3 separate regions of the Mus musculus genome follow, and all the other regions are linked to region 2. A link is a loop called in an ENCODE intact Hi-C map of the cell type or tissue named here. Cell type or tissue: heart. All regions are shown on one strand.

Region 1 (8,000 bases), 210 kb before region 2:
TGATTAGCTTCCTCTGTATCTTGGCAGAGACTTCAGCCCTCTGCCCTCAGGCTGCCTGCGCGGGAAGGCTGATGTCCCCTGGGTCACTAAGAGGACTTCAGTGGAATGACAAGGACAGCTAGGCAGCACCAGTGAAGGCCTCAAAAGACCAATGAGCAAAACTCACCAAGGAAAAACACACACAAGCCCGAGGGAAGAAAGACTTGAAAGATGACCAGGTCAGACCAATTATCAGCACTGGCTGGACAAGCCAAACTGAGAGAACTGAAGATTTACGAGATGAAATGGAAAGTCTCATGGTCAAGATTTTTTAAATTTCACCTTTTTTTTGGCACTTTCATACCATGAATACAGTGCATTTAGGTCATAACCCACTGGCAGGGATTTTTAAAAATGAAATATATGTATCTAAACTGAAAGGAAGCTAACTTGGTGAAAATTCAAAATGTGTTCCTTAATGCTTTCATCCAGAGAAACTTCACTGATATGTTAATAATGGTGCCCACTGATGAGACTAGCATTTTCTTAGAGCCCATACGTCTCCTTGCCAAAGCTGTCCTGCCACAGTAGTGTGACTCAGCTGTCCTAACCAGCGCTGGCCCGCCAGGCACACAAGGTATACACAGAACCCGTCACTGCTTCCTACTATCACAAGCATTTGCATTATTATTTAATAACTGTGGCCTCTTTGTCCCTATTGTCCGCACCAACAGTTCTTCTTGGCTATATATATCACAGATTTAAGTATTCCACACACCAGGTTTGTTTCTTCTGACGAAGCCCTTCCTGCACCAACTGAGAGAAAAAGGACGGACCTATGGGTAAACTGGGAAAACCCACATGAACAGACCAGTCACCCCAGGCATACCTACTTAATCAATAAGGTCTAGATGAAAACTGACTTACAGAGCCCTTGTAAGTATGTCTGCCATGCCCACCACAGTGCAGATCCACATAGCCAGTAAACGAGGAGCCCACTTCAGGGGAAGCCTGCAAGGAAGGATGAGGTCATGAGCATCCTATGATGGGCCTCACTGGGTGGAGTCATCTTCCAGGACCGACTGTTTGTTGGCCTGTCCAATGGAAAGGCCATGATTTGAAATGATTTTCAAAGTCGGGAGCCGTGTTCCTCCAGAGTGCGTGGTGTGTTTAGTATACAGACGGCAGTTATTTTATATACATACAAAACATTGCTCTCCGACCCAACGCATGATTGTTCAGTTCCTAAATCTTGATCACGATGGGCCAGAGGGTGGGAAAACCCAACTTTTTAAGAAGTTGTTTTGGCCTCACTGATCCGCAGATCAGAGGGCAGGCTCCTGCCAAGGCAGTCAGGGCCTTCCTCAACCACCTGGCTCGCTGCTGCCCCTGTAGTGCTGGGAAACAATTGCACACTCAGCCCAATGTGGCCTGCCCCCCAAAAAAAGGAAGCCTGAACTCCAGGTGCCCCTGACAGGCCAGCTCCGCAGGAAAGAAAGAAAACACTGAACAATACAATCAGCAGAGGAAAAGGAACCCCTCTAAACTTTCCAGGCATGTGGGAAGCTTGTTGCGAAAGCTATTTCAGAACCCTCCGCTGAAAACTGCAATTCCAACTCACCCCCACTTCCCCACCCCCAAATCCCTAACTTGCCCCAAAAGTACTTATGGCAGGGCTTTTTGTCAATTAGACAGAAATACCACGATAGCCAGTTAAAACTCCGGAGTCTCTATCCTACCAACCCAGTGGGGCGAGGGGGGCGAGGGAGGTGAGGTGCCAAACTGGTTACACAGACCGACAATGATTCATCAGGCCCGCTGAACTCAGCTTAACTCCAGAGCACTGAGGGCAGCCACATTTGTGCCCAAGTCACACGGCATGCCTGAGATCCAGCGAGCAGTCATGGGGTCAACTTGGCACACTTTCAAAGGTTCCACAAACGGAGGAGATTTAAATTAACAGCAAAACCCTCCTATCCACACCTCCCCCCAAGGCCAGAAAGCAACACCAGCCCACAAGGGGGCGGGGCATGTGGGTGAGGGGCGGGGCACGGGGCGAGGGGCCAGGGCGTTGATAAGTGTGTTCCCCTCCACTGCCGGTAAGGAAAGCAGAAAATGTGGAGGAGAACAGGTGTGCAGAACAGGCGGGGCTGAAGCACACACACACACACACACACACACACACACACACACACATCTGCAACAGGTGCCTACACATCTGCAACAGGTGCCTGCAGCAATCCACACCCAGCCCACTAACAGAGGACTGGGGCACACGACTTCCACGTATTAGCCAATCCACGAAGCTGCAGTCTGGTTATGCCTAGCTGAAATTCTCCTTAGGAACAAAGTATAAGAACTGTATGTATGTGCTGCTACCGTTACCTCAATAATGTTGAATATTATTCCTCGGGAGTGGTATAAAATACCCAATGTTTTTCATTTAACTGTTATAACCATAACCCAAGGTTAGCCTATATTACTTTATAAACCATATGAAGCTTTTTTTAAAAGTCTTGTTAAACCTAACAAGCTCACCCCTAAGTAAACAGCTCTAAAAATCCTCTTTAAGTTTCACAGAAATATTTTATCAGTGTCAATAAAAACAACCTAGTCAATAAGATGTGGTATTCAATCAAAGTCAGAGCAAACCCACATGTAGAAGAGTAAAAACACAGAAAGGTCACCTTTCTGGCCAGCCAAACCACAAAGCAGAACCCAGGTATTTCTCTTGACCCCATGGTTTAAGGTTAAACTAAGAAAACATACAGATAACACACCTTTTAAATTATGTTCAGTGTGGTGTAGACATGCACAAAACTAACTCACACTCTTAGCTAGTGAAGGTCAATAGGTCAGTATGCACACACTCGTGTGCGCGTGTGTGTGTGTGTGTGTGTGTGTGTGTAAGACTGTCAGGCTGCTATTAACAAATACTATAGACTAGGTGCTCTAAAGAAATACACACGATTTCCTCATTGTGTCCTCAGAATAAAAGAGACGAGCTCTCATAAGGTTATTTACTAACCTCAGAGCAGGACCCCCACTCAGGACCTCAATGAAACCCTTCTTCAAGGGTGTGTGGCTTCAACATCCGAAGACAGGAAAATGCAAACATCTACAACACGCATGTGCAACATCTAAAACACGTGTGTGCAGACTCAGAATCCATTCCGTTAGTTATACATCCTCTCTCCCACACATGCTCAACGCCATTCTGTGTATGACACGGATTCCAGTTCAAAGTAACAGATTCTATCAAGTCTGCCGGATAGCATCAGTATGAGCTTGGCTGCTGAGGTCAAGGGTCAGGGGCTTAATTATTCCCACTTGGGTTTGTTGAAAGGAGAGAAAATTTCAAAAGCTTCAGTCACAAGGACACAAATGACCTGCAGCACTACAAAGATATTACCTGATGGATGGATGGATGGATGGATGAATGGATGGATGGATGAATGAGTTGACATACTCCCACAATTAGAAGGAGCAACACAGGGTACAGTTACCTGATCAAGAACTTTGTTTTGTTAAGCAAGTCTTTGCTCACTTTGCTCTAACTGGCCAGGCAAGGGAGGGAGGTTGTAGCCTGTAGCCACGTGACACTATTGTGTTGCACACTCTTTTGGCATCTCTGTAGAAATCCAACGTCTCTTCCCGTCTCTGCAGCCAAATCCTAGGCTGCACATCTCTCTGGAAGGCCAAAATTCAATTTTCATTCCAAGAGAACTCAACTCAAAAACTGCCTTTTGTCATCTGTCTCCAAACAGGGTCCTCATAAGTGCTCCCTCTGAGAGGGTCCCCAGTCCCCAAGGATTCTATGCAGGGAAAGCCCACCTGGGAGATAGACAGGTAGCGAGATCGTCATCTCCCAGGTTCTCTTCACCCCACTCCCGTGCTGCCAGGATGCTTGCACTATATGGCACTGGCTGGCTGCTTCATCCCCCTGCCTACCCTGGTGCCACAGAACTCTGAAATCGGAATGTGACTGACTTCAGAGCCTGTCCTACAAGAGAATCTTTAAAGACATCTGCTGAATGACGGGATAAATGAGTGGGCAGATGAGTAAGCTGGCACTGTAACACACACACACACACACACACACACACACACACGGGGTTGGGGGGAAGACAGGAGGAGCCCACAGGCACAGTTCCTCTGTTCACTGTTTAGTTAGGGATGTCTGTTCACTTTGTCCTCTGGTGTCTATACACCTGAATAAAGGTGTACTTTAAGGCTGATTTTTTTTATTTGTTTGGTTGGGGGAGTTGTTTGTTTGTTTGTTTTATGGAATGAATTCTGGAATTAGGCACTTACAGATTACTTGTATCTTTCTAAGACTAGTGAGCTTTGACTCTAACATTGACTTTAGCATTCTTGGGCAGTGTGTATCACATCAACCATTAAAAGGTTTTTAAGAGTGGGAACTTCTAGATGTTGACTGTCAGAGGCAAGGCTCAACTCAGACACTCAGTGGGAGAATCAGTTACTCTTGAGTCCCTTTTACCCTGGGAACTTAAGAGTGCTGGCAATCCTTAATGTTTTCTGAGCATTTCGTGTGTGGGGGAACCATCCCAAATCCGAACAAAGACACCAGTTAACCTTCCGGAGACGCTCACGTGAACCCTCACAACCATTTTCAATTTTTAAAAATATTTTATTATTAATTTTATTTTTAATTTTGTGTACACTTGTTCAGTGTATGAGTTCCTGAATGTGAGTGCAGTGCCAGACGAGGCCAGAAGAGGGCATCTGATCCCAAAGAGCCTGAGTTGCAGGCAGGTGGTGGCAAACTCCAGTCTCCCCAGAAGAGTAGTAAGCACTATCGACTGCAGAGCAACCTCCGAGATTTAATTTTATTATTTGTGTGTGTGACTAAGTGTAGGCACACATGCATGCACAAGTGCCTGAGAAGGCCAGAAGAGAGCATGGGATCCCTCAGAGCTGGAGTCCTAGGCATTTGTGAGCCATCTGAGATGGATGCTGGGCTTAGAACCCCAGTCCTCATGAGAGAGCAACAAGAGCTCATAACACCAGAGCCACAGTTCCAGCCCCCACTAGGTAGACACAGAGACCGCAGCGGAGAGCTAGAACGGAGCTTGCTAACATTCACATAGGCTTCACACAATGGGGACCCAACAGACTAAATCTGAGTCTCCTGAAAAGCTTTTTAAGATTTATTTTTAATTATGTCTAGTTGTGTGCTTGCACCTGGGTATGTCCACAGTGCAAACGCCTGTGGAAGCCAGAGGCACTGATCCAGTTGGGAGCTGTCTGATTTGGGTCATGGGACCTCAGCAAGTGCTCTTAACCACTGAGTCATCTCTCCAGCCCCAGGACTCTCCTACATTTTAATCCTCCTGTGTTGGCAATTCTTTGCAGTAAAGATATATAGAAAATGAAGACTTTTTTTTTTTTTTGCAGTGTGTGTGTACACACACACACCTGAAGTTTTCTATCCATTCTTTTGTAACTATCTCCTGCTGTAGACTTTTCTCCCTGCCTTGTTCAACCTTGCTTGCAGCCAAATCTCTAAGCCCATGCCTCTGTTGTTAGCAGGTGCTGTCAATTCTGAGTTGCGCACATGGATAAACGGTATGCTTATTTTTCCCCCATAAGGCACTGCTTTGCTCTCATCTACAAAGATCCTTTTTTTCCTTCAGACAAATGGCTGGTTCATGTATCATGACTCAAATTATATTCACAAATGTTCATTTGCAGTGTAATCACTCTTCCTAACTAGACTGGTTCAAGACAAATGAGCAGCCCCCTTTCCCACCCTCTTCTCTTTAAGCTTACAGTGCTCCACCTCCCGCTATAAAATGCTGTCACAGACCACAGGCCACACTGCTCTGTATGACCTACTGCAGGTCACTCTATTTTTTTTTAATGACATCGTCTGGTATTGCTTTAAACCTTTCAAATATTTCATCAGAATCAGATGTTCCAACACAGGCTAGCCCTATTAGCCTGATTGCAGAGAGAGATGTTCATCTTCCCTGTCTTTAAAATATTTAACCATCGCATGCGTGTTCTCTATCTCTTAATTTGAAAGGGAGTTTTTAAAAAAAATGATTAGAAGAGCATCAGAAAGAGCAAGATAAATTATTCCTTATCCCATCCTCTCTTTGAGCTGGACAGGAAGAGTGTTCAGAGAATTAAAGTCCCTTCGAAGGAACTCTGACTTAGCCCCCCACACCTTGCCGCCCTGTGGCTCCAACACACACTCGCCGGCAGTGGTTCCACTTTTCCATATAGGTCACCAGCTGTAATCTACAAGCACAAAAACAATCATGGCACAGAGTACAGGAAACTGCCCGGGCAGGAGTGAGGTAGGGTGCGAGGATGAGAGTCTTTTGCCCTTACTTCCATACAAACTCCCGAACCTCCTGAATTAACAGAAAAGTTGAGCCGACTTGAAGAAACTCTTTTTGCTTTTCTCAGTTCAGAGAGCACGCGACCGCGAATAGACTGAGAGAGAAGTGCGGCCGGGTGGGGGTAGGGACTGCATTCAAACCCATCTCTCTGAGTCCTTCATCCACCCCAGATGTGGTGTTCCCCAACTCCCCGCCCACCTCCTCGCCAGCCCTCACCCCTCTGCACTGGCCACAAAAAATGCAGCCCAGGTCTGAGATGCAGCTGAGGTCTGTGGCCGGTGAGACCCACGCGGTACGGACCGGGGCTGGAGGGGACCACTACAGCTCCCCGGGAAAAAGCGCTTCCAGGCTCAACTTCTTCCACGTCTGCGGCGGGCCGGCGCTGCAGCGGATCCTTCCTGCCCCGGCACCCGCCGCCCGTCCCTCCGCGCCCCCGTGCACTGTCGGGGACCGGCCCCCTCCCGGGCTCCCCGCGCAGCACCTACCTGGCCGGGGCAGCCGGCTCCTAACGCCCCGCTCTGGCCCGGGCGCGTGCAGCCTTCCCCAGCCGGGCTCTCTGTGCCGCCTCCTCGCTGCAGCCTCGATCTGGCCCCGGCGGACCCGCAGGGGCGAGGGCGGGAGCAGACGAGGGTCGGCGGCGCCGGGGCGGAGGCCGAGGGGCGGGCGCAGCGGGAGGAGGCGGCCGAACCTCGCAGCCCAGGCCGGCCGCTGCCACTCAGCATCCCCGCCTCCGGCCGCCGCTCGGGGAGGGGTCGGCGAAGCCCGGCCTCCGGGGGGGAGGGTCCTACAGGGCCCGGGAGAGTGTGGGCGACGCGCGCGATCCCTGAGAAGGGGTCCCGGAGCCCTGCGGGGTTCTCTCCTCACGCTGTCCCAGTGCCTATCGTGGACCAGAGCCGGCGGGGCGGGCGGGAAGAAAGTCGGTCCGTGGCCCAGGAAAACCGCAGGGTGGAGAGTGGTCTGCGGTGCTTTTAAAGCAGAGGCTGGAGGCACAAGTTTACAGGTCCTGATTTCTACTTCGGGAAACTGCAAACTTTCACAGAGCTTGGATGCTTGGGTCCAGACACATCCCCCAGGCACTGAAGATACACTTTCCAATAGATACCACAGATATCAAAGGCGGTTTAGCCAGCGGGAAAGGGATCCAGAGAGGAGACCCACCAACTCCTCTCACCACCGCCCCCAGGGCCAGAGCAAAGGACAGAGTCAAATAGCCAGGGGCTGAATTGTCTGAATTCATTGTGTTAGGACAGAACCCAGCTAAGATCACCTTCCTTTGTCTCCAACCCCCACCCCCTGTCAAATTTGCTTCAGCCTCCAAACTCTCAGACACTTGTCTATCCACCGAAGCACACCCACCCCCCCCACCCCTCCCTCCCGGCCTTCCCTAGCAGCTTGCATGTGCTCTTTGCTCTTGAAGTCTTTGCACTTGACCCACTATTTCCAAATCCATTTGGGTTTGTCAGTTTCAATGGCCCCCTCCTGCTTTTGAAACCCGTGGGCACGGCACCTATCTGCACGGCCTTACAAGCTTAATGGCTCTAGAACACCACTTCCTGGGTGAGAGGGTATCTGAGGCATTTTGCCAGGAAAATTAAAAAAACAAAACAAATTCTTGATTTCTTTGCAACTCCACTATTGAAAACCATA
Region 2 (8,000 bases):
AAGACTGCATTGCACTACAAGTTTCCATGCAGAAGGAAGTGCAGTTTAAAACTTGGAAGCTGCCGGGCGTGGTGGCACACGCCTTTAATCCCAGCACTTGGGAGGCAGAGGCAGGCGGATTTCTGAGTTCGAGGCCAGCCTGGTCTACAAAGTGAGTTCCAGGACAGCCAGGGCTATACAGAGAAACCCTGTCTTGAAAAAAAACAAAAACAAAAACAAAAATTTGGAAGCTATTTATTTTGTAAGTTTCCACTTACTATTTTTCAGACCATGGTGGACATAGTGGACTGAAACAGAGCCCTAAGCATTGAATACAGAGGACTCTATAATACAGCACAGGGTGTCTATGGAAAACAATAACTCAAAACGTTTAAGTACTAACTCAACATCAGGTACCACTTGGATTTCACAAGATTCCAAAGCCTAAGATTAGACAGAGACATAACTGACAGCTAAGGGCAGCTACTCACTACTGGGTGACCAGGGACAGCATGCTACCTCAGTTTCTCCATCTTCCTTGTGAAGACTATAATTTCTTCCTCCTGTTTTAAGGTTAGAATAAAATTATACTTTTGTGGATATGACTGGTGCTGTTCTTATGAACCAATCATCTAATAAATACAGGAGCCAGTCACTGGGCAAATAGGAGGGACTTCTAGGTTGGACAGAGGAAAAGAGGAAGCAGGAGAGAGTTAGGTCCTCTTTGGACAGGGATAGCATGAGGACAAGATGTAATTATGAGTGTCTCCCAGTTTCAAAGGTGGATCCATTGGGATTTGCCACCTGATTTAAATTTAATAAGGCTTACAAGTTAGGATTTTAGTTGTTGCACCCAGCGATTGTGTTCCATTTTCCTTCATGCAGAGGCTCATCTGGGTTCAAGAGAGAAAGGGACAGTGGCAAAGTGTGGGTTTGCCTGAGGTGCAACAAAGGTCACAGGGCTTTGAAGCATGGGGCTGGTGTGGTAACCACCCATCTATGGGAACCTAGAGAGCTGGATGGAAAGATTTTGGAGCTCTGAGTCAGAGGTAAAAACAGGTCAGCCATTGCCCACCAGTGCATGGCCAGCCAGACCATCAAGGTAGAGAGGTGCCCGGAACAAGAGCAGGAGCTTGCTGAGTTCTTTATTTTTTATTTTATTTCCCACAGCATTATACCATTTAGGATTATTTTTGCCAAGGCTCCTAATTCCTGAGTGTTCAATAAATAGTTGTGACTATTATCATATCCACAGCTATTTCCAAAAGTCTAGATTATAATGATCTTGTGAAATGGAGAAGAGGAGGAAGAGGAGAAAGAGGAGGAGAAGGAGGAAGAGGAGGAGGAAGAAGAGGAGGAGGAAGAGGAAGAATAAGAAGAGGAGGAGGAAGAGGAAGAAGAGGAGGAGGAAGAAGAGGAGGAAGAGGGGGAGGAAGAAGAGGAGAAGGAAGAGGAGGAATAAGAAGAGGAGGAGGAGGAAGAGGAAGAAGAGGATGAAGAAGAGGAGGAGGAAGAGGAAGAAGAGGAGGAGGAAGAGGAAGAAGAGGAGGAAGAAGAAGAGGAGGAAGAAGAGGATAGAGGAGGAGGAGGAGAAGGAGGAGGAAGTAGCTGAGAATGGAAAAGCTAGGCATCTAGTGAGGACTTCTGAGCTCCAGTCTCTGCCTTATAGTGCCAGGGCCTGACATTCCTAGTGTAGTGTGGGCTTTTAAAAGAGCTTCATTTCCCTAAGCAAGGTATAAGCAACATCATCAGCCTAGCAGAGCTAATGCACTCCTCCCATGAGACAGAGGGAGGAGAGTCACTTCCAGGGGCCTCTTTTATTGCTATTATAAAAGATGTTTAGGATCCATTATCACAGAGGCTTCTCATGCAGTCTCTGACACATGCTCCTTTCTTTGCTTCACAGAGAAGAGTGTAGAGGGGTCTTAGGTTAGGCTAGATGAAGGTAAGATCTCTTCTGCATGTGCCTGGTGACAATGGATCTCATAATTTGATATCAAAGGTGTATATGACTTTTTCTTTAAACTCCATTGATTTCTTTCAATATTTATGTGTGTGTTCTTCTGTGAGTTCATGTGCACATGTGTGCAGGTGCCTGCAGAGGTCAGAAGGTAGCACTGGGTCTCTGGGAGCTGGAGTTATAAGCAGTAGTCAGGTGCTATGTGAATTCCTGAAACCAAGCCCCAGGCCTCTATAAAAGCTGTCAGGGCACTGAACCCCTTACCCACCTCTATGCATCCCGTATTGCATTTTCTCCCAACCCCAAACTCAAGGTTCAATCACTCATGCAAGTTTATAAAACACACATTCCAAATCACCTTCAATACTCAGAGTGTCAGACTCTATAGCCAATACATCAACACTTCAAAGAAGGAGCCCCACATGTGCTCAACAATACACTCGAAGCCGAGGAGTACTGAGAGTGGGAGAAATAGACTTCTTCAGTGAAGAGGACCCCAGCTGGCTATCAAACCCTAAGTGATCATCCCCCAAAACATACATACAAACAACACTATACAGACTGGAAGTGTATTTATATATTTAAGAGTATATATGTATATACATATATGCATAAAACATAATGAAAAAGGAGGCCATGAATTTGCGAGAGCGAGGAGGGGTATAAGGAAGAGTTTGGAGTGAGGAAAGGGAGGGGAGAAATGATGTACTTATACTATAAGCTCAAGAAATAAACTATTTTTAAAAAATGATCAAGAAGGGAATACTTATAACCTGGTGCCACGAATGGCTGGGGCAGCACAGATCCTGTTTTGCTCAGCTGTCTACACGCTGTAAACAGAAGTGCCACAGTACCACAGACGAGGCTGTTGTCTCTTTTTTAAGCAGACACCGTTCTTTGAAATACTAGTTACTATGTGGTTATCGGTCCCACATACTTGTGCTCAATGGAAAGTACTGGATGGTGGTAGCGGTGGAGATCAGAGGTGGTGGGGACAAGGGCGGCTGTGTCTGGGATCTGATCTATCTGATCGTAAGTAGTCTGAAGGAGTGAGTCAGAGAGGAAAACATTGTAAATCGAATCCGGCCACTGCCGCTACTGCAGGAACTCGCACCAGTCGGCCAGGGGCCAAGGCAGTGAGTAGTAGGACTGTTTCTGTGATTATCGCGCCACGCTGTTTCTGCCATTAGCAATGATAAGCCTCCCTAGCTCCGGTCAGCAACATGGCTTCCTCTGTCAGCTTTTCAAGAGTGCTTTAAGCAGAAAGTATTGTCAATTGCCACACCTATGATTTCCACCTGATTCTTCCATATGTGCTGGGGGGGGGGGGGTGGGGTGGTGGGGGTGGGGGTGGTGGAGTGGTGTAGGCTTCAGCGCCCCCTGGGGGTGGCACCTCTACACTGCAAGAATGCATGTGCTCTCATAAAACAGTAGAAAAGGGAGTTTCCTATATCCATCCAGATGAAGATTTTTACAAGGACTATTGAAATACCATACTTCAAGCATACCCCTTCTAATTCTCCCTCCTAAATCTCTACATAGCCAGGGTTAATTTTCTCCTGATAAGAATTCATTTTCAAAAGAAAATTTGGTTTAATTTCCTGACTGACTTTTGCAAAAGCTTCCAAATCAAAATAAGATGGTTCCAGCTTTGCAGGCTGGAAACTATGAAACTTTTTTTTCCAGAGAAATGTTCTTTTTTTTTTTTTTCCTTTCAGCAACATTTTGGCAGACACAAAACCTAATTATAAAACCTTTGCTGTCTAGAAAAGAACTGTCAAAATAAAACAAATGCTGTCAGATGTAGACTGCAAATCTCACTTTATTATTCATTATCAAATAAAAATAACTGTCAGAAACCATGGAAAAGCATCAGTTAGCCAAAAATCTGAGCAAAAACATCAAGTCTATGAAACTGACACCTCATCTGTATCCAGCTGATAAAAATTAAAATGGAGCCATGACAACATTGATTCTCAGGACCTCCCTCCCCCAGACAGTCCAGTGGCTTTGCTGTGTAGCCCAGGCTTCCCCAAGACCTCCTCCTCCCGCTGATCCAAAAAGCAAAGTGTCCTTCTTCACCCTCTCACCAGGCTTCTCTACAAGGGGCAACCTTGGGGGTGTGGTGGGTAAATGTAGAGAAACACCGTTCTGCAAAGGGAGGTGGGGTGGGGAGGCTCTTTGTCCCAGAGCTGTACCTGCTGGTTGATAGCCGACTCTTTTGGATTCATTTTCTACATTACTAAATGCAAAATAGAGAATTAATCTGTGTCTTAGTGTTATCTAAAGGTCTAGGGAAATTCAATATCCTTGCACTAAGATAGTCTGAGAACGTAGCCATCAAGCCGGATGCTCAAATGCACATTTGTCTGGCCACGTTCAAGCACCTCTGCCTGGGCTGGACGTGGACTTGCCACCTGCCTGGGGTAAGCTTGTCCCCCTCCTGGGCTCCTGGGCTAAGCAGGTTTCATCCAGTTGCCACCAGGGGTGGTTTTTTAAAGATCCAAACTCATGTATGTTTAAAGGCCCAGTTGACTGCCCATCACAGGAAAGCTGAGACTTCAACCCTGCTGACAGAAAGAATCCTTTACACGCATGGCCTCAGCCTGCTCTGTGGGCACCCAAGCCTATGAGTGCTTACGCTTCGGTCACGCACAACTAAGCTCTCCCACTGTTAGAATACACCATGACCTTTCAGGCTAACTCGCATAAACCGGTTTCCTCACATAAGCACATCCTCCTTCATGTCCGCTGGACTCAAACCTTAAGGCCTAAACGTCAGACCTCTTGTGAACCTGGCACTTAGTACCCCAAACCTCTCCAGGCCACACCCTTTTCTCCATCTTCTTTATTGGCTCTTTGTGGCTTTTTCCTCCTTATGCCTCTTTCCTCAGGGCTAAGAAGGAAGTTTATTGTTTGTGTTTGCAAGACCTCACAGAGGACCTGCTCACAGAAAAAGAACAAATACATGAAGAAAAGGCCACCAACTCCAAATAGCGAGTGAAGACTCTGAGAATTGACGCTGGACACTACACGGCTCTCTAAGGCCCTGCCCAGCCATTGCCTGACCTTGACCTTACAGAAAGAGGATGCTACTCTAATAGACAGATGACTATCAAGTGAGGTATCGGGCCCCAGTGAGGGTTTGAGCAAGTATCAAACCTGCAAATACAAGAATAGCTTGTCCCCTGGGTACCTGCTCAGTCATGCCGAGCGTCACGGGGGCTGCAGAAGAGCACTTTGGAAAACCCTGGTCTGGAAGAGGCTCTCCAGATTGCAGCTTAGCAAACCCATTTTCAGTTCTGCCATGTGGCAGAGCCCCCCTAGATTAGAACATGGCAGCCTGTGTATGAGACATACAAATTCCTCCTCTCATGGTATAAGTAAGACAAAGAGACAAGATCCCTTCTTCCTTTGTAAGCAGTAACCTGACCTGTCAAAAGAGATGAAATCAGACTGTTGGAGAGATGGCTGGGTGATCAACAGTACTCGCTACTTCTGCAGGGGACCCAGGTTTGGTTTTCGGGATCCTTGTAAGGCAGCTCACAACTGCCTGTAACCCCAGCTTCATGGCTCTGACAGCCCCCAAATAAATCTTAAAAAACAAAACAAAACAAAACAAAACCTGAAACCAGAAGGGCAGTCACATGGCCATTACAAAGCAGACAGCTCAGACACAAGGAGCAGGCAGAACAAGGGCCTTTTTCAATTATATGGGTTCTTGACATAATATCAAGACCTTTTTAGTCAAAGACTAATTATCTATCTTTCTTCCTTTTCCTTTTTTTGTATGTGGTGTGTGTGTGTGTGTGTGTGTGTGTGTGTGTGTGTGTGTGTGTGTGTGTAACTGATTGTCTCCTACATGTGAGGCAAGTGCTCTGTCACTGAACCCTGTCCTCAGCCCTCCTCTGACTTAGATTCATAAGAAATCAGGAGCAGAATGATGGCTAGGTGTGAACAAGATCTACCTAGCCATTTTGTGACTGTGATCACCTGTTTTCACTTCCACTTCGTTAATTTCACTGAAACACTTTCAAGGCAAGGGCTGTGAATCTGGGCAGGATATTTTATCCCTGAGCCTGGAAAGCAAAGATAACAAAACCCACCTTAACATGATGTCTGACACGGAAGCACTACCCAGGCATTAAGGCCCGGGTAAACCCGGATGTTGGAGCTATATTCCCAGGCACCATGCTTAGAGCCCTGCTAGATCACATGCTACACTGAGAGCAAGTTTTTGAAAGCGGAAGAGTGGACTGAATTATGGTGGGTTTTGTTGTTATTGGGGAAAACTCAGGAACTTTTTCTATTTGCATGGGTTTAAATGAAGTTCAGTGTGATTTAGTAAGGACGGCCCGAGATTCAAATGAAGCATCAGAAACTGAATATTTATCCAGATGTTCATCTGAGGCTCTCTAGGGGTTTGTGGTGGTTTCTTTACTCAAGGAAGATAAGTGCCAGAGACGCTGGCCTCCCTGGACACCCGCCTCAGCCTCCATCCTGACAGCAACCAGCGAGGGAGGATCCTGCTGAGCGGCTCCAAGAGGATGCTGGGAAGGTGAGTGATTTGGCAGCCATTCACCAAATAACTGACTCGGCCACCAGAGAGCTGAGATAAAGAAAGATGGATTTGAGGAAAGGCCAAACCAGGGCTGTGGGATTCACAAGAAGGATTGTAAGTGCGGAAATAGAGCAACTTCCTCATTCTGACGGCAGGGATGTCTATTGCTTGGAATACTGAGAGACCGCTGAGATTCTTATCTCTTCTTTGAAATGTACTAAGGGCAAAAAGATACAAAAGTCTGTTGAAAGACTGAAAACACTTGCTCTCTGAAAGTCATGAGGGGACTGGGAACCGGAAAAGTGTTCTAATTTACAACACTCTGGGCGCAGATAACTTTTTCGTAATTTAAAGCTTGGGTGTGCACAGGTTTGGGAGCTCCTCAGATGAAGCTGTAAGATCAGCACAAAGGGAGGCATGCGGCCTGCTCTCCGAAAGCATAACGATGCTACGCTTAATAACAATGCTACGCTTAATCTTTGTTCTCCAGGTCCTCTGAGAAGCAGTTCAGAAGGACCGAGTGGCTATTATACTAAGCAGAAGGACCAAGTATGTATTCTAGAAAAAACAAAAACAAAAATAAAACCTGTAAAATCTTCTGTCTTTCTTATAGTTTGCTCTTACAGAAAATGCTCAACTTTAAATTCTTTATTTAAAAAAAATTTTTTTTATCCTTTTTACAAACTTGCAGGCAAACTACATCTGGGGGCCCCTCGGGAGTGTTAGTGTTTACTGACCAATCATTTAACTCCTCTCCCAAACCTAAAAACCATTCTTGACGGTCAGGTAATTCTCCACGAGTCTGCAGCTTAGTCTTTCAGTAATACCAAACTGAGAAACAATAAGCTAATTACTGCAGAAGCACTCGAAGGTTTGGCAAGCTCAGGACAGCAGCAAGTAACTGAAAATCCTATGAACAGACAGGAAAAGAGACTTGTGGTTCAAAATAATAGATGTATTACTACATATGTGGTAGGGAAAATGCAGAGGCCAGTGAGTCTCGGAGATTGCTAAATCAGAGAAAGCTAGAATATTCCGTTTAGGTAAGCATTGGCTATTTTGCTTTTGTATTTCCAAATATGCAATATTAGTTACATGTGTCAAAACCTGCAGAGTTGCTGTTAACTAGCACTCTTAATATCAGCATCTTCCTGACTCTCTTTAGAGACTTAGAAAAGTCAGTGAGACCTGAACTAAGGGGCCCGGCAGTTCCACTTCCCGGGCAGTTCCATTTCCCCGGAGCCCTTCTCTGAAGCTTTGCCAGATGCTAAAGGATCCCACTGGTGGTTGGTGTCCAGCATCAGGACAGGCAGACAAACATTATAAGAACTGGCCAGCACTTCTGTCCGAAGAACAGAGGAGGAAACACTCAATGGTAGACAAAAAAAACTCCATAAGCCCAAACATGAAGCAGTCTGGTTAAAAATTTGAGATGCTGAGTGCAAGAAAAAGATTGTCTTTAGATGTGCAGATGACTCTTGCTCCAAGGCCAAAGGAAAA
Region 3 (8,000 bases), 350 kb before region 2:
AAAGAAATTGACAAACTTTCTAGAGAAGCCATACTATTTTATATTCCCTCTAACAGTTGTGAGAGATTTTGGTCCAGATCTTGTGATCTGTGAGTGAGTGGTGTTACTGTCTTTTATCTTAGCCAGTCTGATGGGGGGTGTGTGTGCATGTGTGTGTGCGTATACATGTGTGTGTGTGTGTGTATACATGTATGTGTGTGTACGTGACATAGTATATTAAAGAATACAGTCATTTGGGAGCTCCGGGGCTCAGGAGTGTGTTTTGCTTGCAGACACAGACTGGTGCTTCTTAGCTGTGGGACCCGGCACTGCAGGTCCCAGTGTGGGTCTTATCTGTAAAATAAGCATTGTCTCATGGGAGGCCTCGAGAAGTTATCACGTATGAAGAATGCTGATGTTGCCTGGTGTCACAGTGCTGCCTGGGTGTCCTGTTGTTGCCTTGAGAGTCGCACTGACTCGTTTGCCTGACGACATGTCTGCTGTCCTTTAGTGGTTGGATCTCGTCCCTCACTGGTCTCAACAAGAACATTCCAGTCGGGATCATGATGATAATCATCGCAGCGCTCTTCACAGCGTCCGCGGTCATCTCGCTCGTCATGTTTAAAAAAGTAAGTGGGAGCCAACTCCGGACACAGCACAGTGGCCCTGGGGAAGGCCCCTCCAGCCTGCTGCTGTTAGACCGTGGGACTCTGGCTCATTTCTGGAGTTGCATGTTTGCTCTCCAAAGATTATGATTTATGGTTGTTTACAGACGCATTTAAAAATTGTATCATATTTTATGATTGACATAACAATGAAAACATCCCTGACTTGAAAATCCAGAACCCAAAATGTTCAACAATAAGAAACTTTTTGCGCCGGGCAGTGGTGGCGCACACCTTTAATCCCAGCACTCGGGAGGCAGAGACAGGCAGATTTCTGAGTTTGAGGCCAGCCTGGTCTACAAAGTGAGTCTCAGGACAGCCAGGGATATACAGAGAAACCCTGTCTTGAAAAACTAAAAAAAAAAAAAGAAAGAAAGAAAGAAAAAAACAAACTTTTTGCTTATGGACTTGGTACTATAAGAGGAAAGTTCCCTACCTGACCTCACAAGGGAGATTATGATTATAATTATCTAAGGCAAATACATTAAAATGTATAAAGTACACAGAAGTATGTATATACAATATTATAAACAATACATGAGTTTCATGTTTAGGCTTGTCTCCCATCCAGGACATCTCAGGCTTTATATGCGAGTATTCAGAAATCAGGGACAGCTTTGGGGCCAGCATTTCAGAAGAGGCTCCTGAATGTGTGCTTTTATCAATATGTACTTTTCCAAGATGAAGCTTATTAGCTCGATGAGTAAATACAGGTAGATTTATTGCATCAGGTACTTGGTTTTGTTCATATTTAAAATTTAAAGACATTGAATTATTTAAGCATTAGCTTTCCTTCATGGTTTTCTTTACACTAACTGGTAGTTTTATAAGGTGTACAAGGAGTACATATAGAAGTAACCCTGGCCACTATTGAAGGGCTTTTCTCTTGGAATCTGCTGAGTGTCCACTCGTGTCTCACGTCCTGGGAGCCTGTGGGCTCGCCTGCACTCCTGCCTGAGTTTCTGGAGTCGCTGCCTCATTTCTTTCAGAAGCTCTGAACCTTGTGTACCAAGCACAGGGGCTGCTGACCCTCGGCGCTGGGAAGTCTCAATTCCGCCAGCTCCCTGTATTTCCCTCCTGTACTGCTGTGGTTATCTAAGCCTCAAGCCTGGACTCAGGTCCTCCTCCTGTTTCCCAACTTCAGAGTAGTGGGGAATGCAGGTTGCTGCTAACGTGCCAAGAGAAAGCCTTAGCTGAGAGACACTGATGACTGACGGCCTACATAAGGGAATCAGAAAGGGGGAAGGAAGCAGTCAGGACATACAGGACAGGTGAGGATACAGTGTAGCAAATGCAGGGGTAACAGAAGGCTAAGCATGGACGGGAGGAGGTGGTGCATGGGCTGAGAAAGTCCCAGGGATCCGTGGTGGGGGGTGGACAGGAGCCTGGACACAACTGCATCCTCAGATCCTGCAGGGTTGTGAAAACTAGGACACCTTGTTAAGAAGTTCTAATCTTTAAAAATGTGTAGTTCACTGAAGTGTTTTAGGGAACAGAGTGATTGGGTAGACATGACAAGCTTGGACGTAATCCTGAAGTAGATAGAGGATTTGTGGGCAGGGGGTAGGGCTTGGAAGCCTGAGTTGACTCCTCCCACTATGAGAGAGGCCAGGCTTCATTCTTGTTGGGTTTCTCTAGGCCATTTGGCTTAGGGGATGGCCATTAGCAAGAACAGGTTTGGGGCTGATGAGACGGCTCAGTGGGTAAAAGTGCCAAGCACACCACTTGGGTCTGACCCAGGAACCACGTGGTTGAAGGAGAGGACCAGCTCCTGCATGTTACCCTCTGACCTCCGCAGGTGCTCGATGGCACGCCCCCAACACGCACAAATCAAAAGAGCAGGTTTGGAGTCAGGGTGATGCCATGGCTGGGGCGTGGGGTTTCAAGTACTGGTAGACCATGTGTGTGAATAAGCTCCGTAGACGTCTAGACAGAGAAGGAGAAGCAAGCAAAGAGATCTAGGCTGGGTTTTCAGACTGGGAAGTTTTGGCTTCTTGAGGTGAGTGAAGCCTGAGTGAGCACATAGGGGTATAGAGCCAGAAGAGGCCTAGGGGCAGAGCACCCCAGAGCAGTTCTACAGGAAAGACACCGGGAGCTCACTCCTCAGTGACTCAGTGACTGCACGCCGGGCAGTCCTGAGCAGGCTCAGGGACTCTTCTCCCCTTCTGTTTTTGCTTTTCCATGAAAGGGATAGTTGTATAACTGAGCTTATATCCACATGTCAGGCATTCAGAATAAATATCATTTCCCCAATAAAGTCACAGTATTTATCAGCATTGTGTCTATTCTCTATTTTAGTGCATACTCTGTTAATAATTAGATTTAACTAATTTAAATCTGAGATGCAAAATTAGGTTACTGGTTGACTCTCTCACGTATCCACTGTTAGCTGGTACTGTCTCACTCTTACCTGTGAAGTTAAGGATGTCAGATGAGATGATGTTTTTATATGGTATGCTGAGATATGACACATGGCAATATAAACTAAATTATAATTTGAAGCAACCATCAATCCTCTTGTCTTTTCTACCTCTGATGTAAACTGAGATCCGAGTACTGATTCTTCAACACTGACTTAAAAATTAATAATAAATTATCAAAAATAAACACACAGACCCCCTTGTAGGGAGTATGTAGCTCTAACGTGTCACCACTAGGGGTCAGTCTCTTCATGGGCGGTTCGTGCCCTCAGGAAGGTCTGCATAGTCCCAGCTCTGGACTAGAGGCGTTGCCAGGCGGTTCTTCTCTTCTCTCTCTCTCTCTCTCTCTCTCTCTCTCTCTCTCTCTCTCTCTCTCTCTCTCTTTCTCTCTCTCTCTCCTCTCCTCTCCTCTCCCCTCCCCCCCTCTCTCTCACACACACACACACCCCTCTAGACATGCTGTGCAGTCTTGGTTTGTTGTGATGATGTAAATGTACTTTTGAGGATTCAGTCTCATTCTGAGATCTCACAGCTGAGATAACCCAGGTTACCCGAGTTAGACCAGGTTATCGTTGGGTTGGACGCTCATTGTCCCTTGGTTTCTGCCATGGTATTGTTGTTTAAGCCTGCGCTGCCCAACTGTTGAAAGAATTTATATCTCCTGAGCTTCTTCATAGACAGAAATCCTTAGCTTTCACAAATAGGTTTGATTTTCTATCAGTTGTTTCTTATTGTGTTTGTTCTGTTTCTACAGTGAACTATCAAAGTACTGGATAGTGTTTCAGGGCAAAAGTGGTAGATGTTCTAAAGGAGCCAGTTAGTAAGACAGGAATGAGCCACAGAGAGCTGTCAGGAGCTCTGAACATCTCCCTTTGAGTAATCAATCACTAAGAGTTGGGACAGCATAACATTGAAGTGAGAAGAAGGCAGTACAGGTTGGATTCCCTGAAGAACCTGGGTTCCATTATGTCTTCTATGGGATTTGGGAACTTGCCCATAAATATTCATGCCCACATTAGTACACTAGTTACTAATGGCTTTTTGTATTTCAAAAGAAGTTTTGAAGTTAGTTCATTTTAAGAACCAAGATAATCTAGGTGTTTTAACTGTTTGAAGACTTCCTGAAATGTCTGGTCTTCAGCTGTAGTTTTCATTTGTAAGGAGTGTGGGGTTGGAAGCGTATGATTCAGAATAGTGCTGAGGGAGTCCCGCTAACCAGTTAAGTTGGTGTCCGACACCATTGCGTGGGGAGGTACTCCAGTGCATAGACTAACCTGGTCTGCTTCGACCGAACAGGGCAGCTACTGTCTTTGAAGGCGCTGTGTCGCCGTTAATCCCACTATGGCCATCTCCTGTGTTTATTTTGGACCTAGGGTAAAAAGCTGATTTCATGGGTTTTCTTTTCTGTTCCCCCCACCTCCCCTCTGACCTCTGCCTGGTCCTCGCACACGGCAGGGTGGTTTGAGCAAATGTGTGGATCGCATCTCACCATCTCGCCTTGGTTCTGCCTCCTCAGGTGCATGGACTGTACCGCACAACAGGTGCTAGTTTTGAGAAGGCCCAGCAAGAGTTTGCAACGGGAGTGATGTCCAATAAAACTGTTCAGACAGCGGCTGCAAACGCCGCCTCAACCGCAGCAACCAGCGCGGCGCAGAACGCCTTCAAGGGTAACCAGATGTAGCGAGCCTGGAAGCAGTTCTCTGTTTCCTTAGGACTGTATCTTTTTCTCCAGTTACTGTATTCTACAGATATTTTTTGTTGGAAACACACAATACACAAAAGCATGGGTATTTCCAATCCACATGTGCATGGTCTAAAAACCAGAGAAACTTCCTTGTCTTATTACTTTGCCTAATAGTTTCTTAATATTTCCATGCTCTGCACAGAAGAAAACTATCACCTGCTAAATAAATATTCTCCATATTTTTGGGGGATGGTGTTCCTCAGATTATTTCAGTGGTGACACACTGAAATGAGTATGTGACTTAAGATTTAAAAAGCGCTCGATAGTAACCACAGAAGTTCTTCCAGGAGTCAGTAGAGATTCAGACTATACATTGGACATGACACCATGTTTCTTTCTTTTCCCCCCTCTATTAATAACGAAGGAACAAGGTCAGCAAAAGTTTGGGTGTTTTTAAATTGGCTTGCTTTATATGAGGTTCAGTCACCAGAGAAGAGCCTGTGTGCTCTGTAGTAGATAATGTATATTTTACCTTCCTTTATTTTATTTTTAGACTAGTTGATTATTTTGATAACAATCTCTGATCTTGCATGGGCACCACGTCTCTTAAGTGAAATGAATTAGTATTTTGGGTTCTGTACTGCTTATAGTTGTAGGATCTGGGGCTCTTTATAGAATCAGAAATGATTTTCTGTAATAGTTTCTTTTAAGTAAAAATTTACTGGAGTATAAAGACTTTAATATAATGTGCAGTGCATTATCCAAAGAGAGGGTAGTGAATTGATGCAATAGAATATAGTGATAATTTCTTTTCCCTCTTAATTTTTAGTATTCATATAGTAAAGTTTTACTGTATGAAAACTTTGATATATTCTTCTGTCTTATCTTTTTAATTGAACTAGGATTTGTGTTTGGCAGCTGTGTGTGTGTGTGTGTGTGTGTGTGTTTGTTTTTGTGTGTGTGTGTGAGAGAGAGAGAGAGAGAGAGATTGATTTTGACACAGGTATTAAGGCTAGCCTAACCCTTGAATAAAAAGAACACACAGTATTTAAGGGATTTTTCTTTTAGCCTCTCACTTTTAGTTACATTAAAAATAAAAGACCCTTGTGATTCTAATATGCTTGATTTCTTAATGTACCTGTCTTTTACTTTTAAGACAGACTAAATCCATGTGAAACATTGCACCAAGCAATGGAGAGAAAGCTCAAGTAATATATTCATTATTGGTAACATCCAATTTACATTGTTATGGTGCAGCACAAACTGATGTGGGTTGAGACTTTTAATCATTTTTAATGCTGATTAGCTGTCTCAAGAACATTTGTAAGGCAGACTGTTGTAGTTTGGAAGTCTCACTAGTTTAGATTGCAAAATGATAGATAGGCTGCAACTTACCCAAGTTGACTTTAAACAAAGATGGGCTGTCAAAGACAGGATATCCTTTAAAAATGAGCTGAAGTGAGTGGCTGAGCCACTGTACCCTGTCCCCAAGGCTGCAGTCGGGGACTCTGTGCAGAGCTGGGGTGCAGTTCCTTGAGGTCTGTGGTATTGGATTATACATCTGCCCATGCAGGGCCATGCTAGATTTGCTTGGGAATTTACTAAGTACAATAGTCCAAAAATGTTTCTTTGATTGAGGAAAAGGTAGAATTCAGAGTATGACTTTGGAGTTGTGTTTTGAGTCCCCATGAGTAGGATTCCCCTTCGTTCTCACCTGCTCATGTGTGGCTGCTGAGCGACTGTGCTTCATCCAGTGTGGTTTGATGGACACTGAGGTCACTAAGGGTGTAAGAGTTCACAGAAACACCAGTACTTATATTCTAAATCCAGGCTTATTCTTCTCTGATGTACAAATAAGAGACACATCAGAGATTCACAAAATGCTAATAGTTTTTTATTTTCAAAATTGGGAATGTTCCCTGTCCATTATGTGGAGGTCCCCAGAGGTGGTATTATTAAATGGAAAAGAATAGTTATAACTCACATTATGTTTTTGCGTATGAACAAGGAAAATGCTGTTTTCAATCCAATTGTTTGGATTCATACACGTTTGAAAGAGATTATGTTGTTTGAAAACACAAAGGAGCTTTACAGCCATGGTGGTGTCTGTGGCTGGGTCAGGTGGGAGCGGCTCGAAGCCCTTACCTGCTGTCCTCTCAGCAGCAGTCTGTCAGCAGTGCACTGTGATTTGGTGAAAGCCTGTTGACGTCTTCTATTCAATCCCAATGTTACTGCAGCCATGAGACGAGCTGCACGAGGACAGGCATCCATGTCACGTCTTAGTTGGCGATGTTAAATGGTGACTGTTTTATTTAAAACTCGGGTCTGATCACTGGAAACGATTGCTTGGTGATTTGTGATTTGGGGCTCGGTTCATTGCTCTAGGGATGTTTGTGTATTGTGTAGGTGCGTGTACTACTGCGCTGCCCCTGTGGTATGTCACGGTTCTGTGTAAACGCCCTCCATGTGGCCCTCTCATGTTGCATGTTTTCAGTGGTTTGGAAGTTTTGTATATTTATTGTATTAATGCAGAGTGTCATAAAATAAAATAATGTTTACTGGATGTTTGTTTGTATAATTTTAAATACTGTATTAGCAGTTGAGGCACAAATTATACTTGTAGCTTTAATACAGATACTTATTTGACTTTTATTAAAACCAATCTTTGTACTGTTTTATCACATGCTAAATATAGTATAAAAGAGTTAGTGTAAAACCCTCAGCAATACAATCCAACAGCTTTCCCATTGCATTAGACCTTGATAGGTGCTTGACAGTGAGCCCTACACATCAAATGCTGGGACTCTTGTGAGGTAGGCAAGATTACCTACAAGTTCATTACATTTTTGGCTTAGGATTTTCTTCATGCCAGCATCGTACTGGTAACTAAACCCATGCGATTTCCTGCGCCAGCTTCCGCTGCTGCTGTACACACAGAGGGGTGTTCTGTTGTCTACTGGATTTCTTACCTGGTGACTAACAGTGATGAAAAGTTTAACGTCAAGTCATGTTCACAGCGGATCTTATTTTGAGAAATACATGTTGAATTGAAATAAGAAACAGTATTTTCCATTTTTTTCATTTTAAAAAGTGAGTTTGGATTTTGACACGTAGGGACATCCTGTGATCTTGTGGATGCGGTTTATACTGAGGGATGTGAGCTGTCTGACAGTGGTCCCTGCAGGTCTGTTGGCAGCACTGCTGTGTGTCACTGTGCCCATCCTGACACGCTGATGCTGACGGCTGACTCGT

The links. Hi-C counts contacts between places; a loop is a spot of excess contacts. Peaks named below come from ENCODE experiments on the same cell type or tissue, not always from the same donor. Only the 100,000 strongest peaks of a DNase experiment are listed, where the experiment ranks them.
Region 1: it touches region 2 in a loop (4-fold over the local background); 16 of 42 quality-filtered maps call a loop at or near these places.
Region 3: it touches region 2 in a loop (10-fold over the local background); 6 of 42 quality-filtered maps call a loop at or near these places.

Annotation. Positions count from the first base shown.
Region 1 is chr13:94,056,745-94,064,744 of GRCm38, reverse strand. Lhfpl2 (lipoma HMGIC fusion partner-like 2) reads right to left here and starts at 6,949. Exons shown (of 4, transcript NM_172589.2): 1 at 6,839-6,949. In heart, CTCF peaks have their summits at 1,364 and 4,711 (motif pointing right); DNase peaks (open chromatin) are centred at 14, 1,824, 6,794 and 7,134; H3K4me3 peaks cover 3,267 bases; H3K27ac peaks cover 3,101 bases.
Region 2 is chr13:93,851,125-93,859,124 of GRCm38, reverse strand. All of the region lies in intron 4 of Arsb (arylsulfatase B), which reads right to left. Among named protein-coding and RNA genes, the nearest start is that of Mir5624, 64 kb to the right of the region's middle. In heart, CTCF peaks have their summits at 3,174 and 3,373; DNase peaks (open chromatin) are centred at 3,094 and 6,494; H3K4me3 peaks cover 532 bases; H3K27ac peaks cover 895 bases.
Region 3 is chr13:94,200,744-94,208,743 of GRCm38, reverse strand. Scamp1 (secretory carrier membrane protein 1) reads left to right here. Exons shown (of 9, transcript NM_029153.1): 8 at 491-608; 9 at 4,581-7,311. The coding sequence ends at 4,745. Among named protein-coding and RNA genes, the nearest start is that of Scamp1, 81 kb to the left of the region's middle. In heart, a CTCF peak has its summit at 3,279 (motif pointing right); a DNase peak (open chromatin) is centred at 2,469.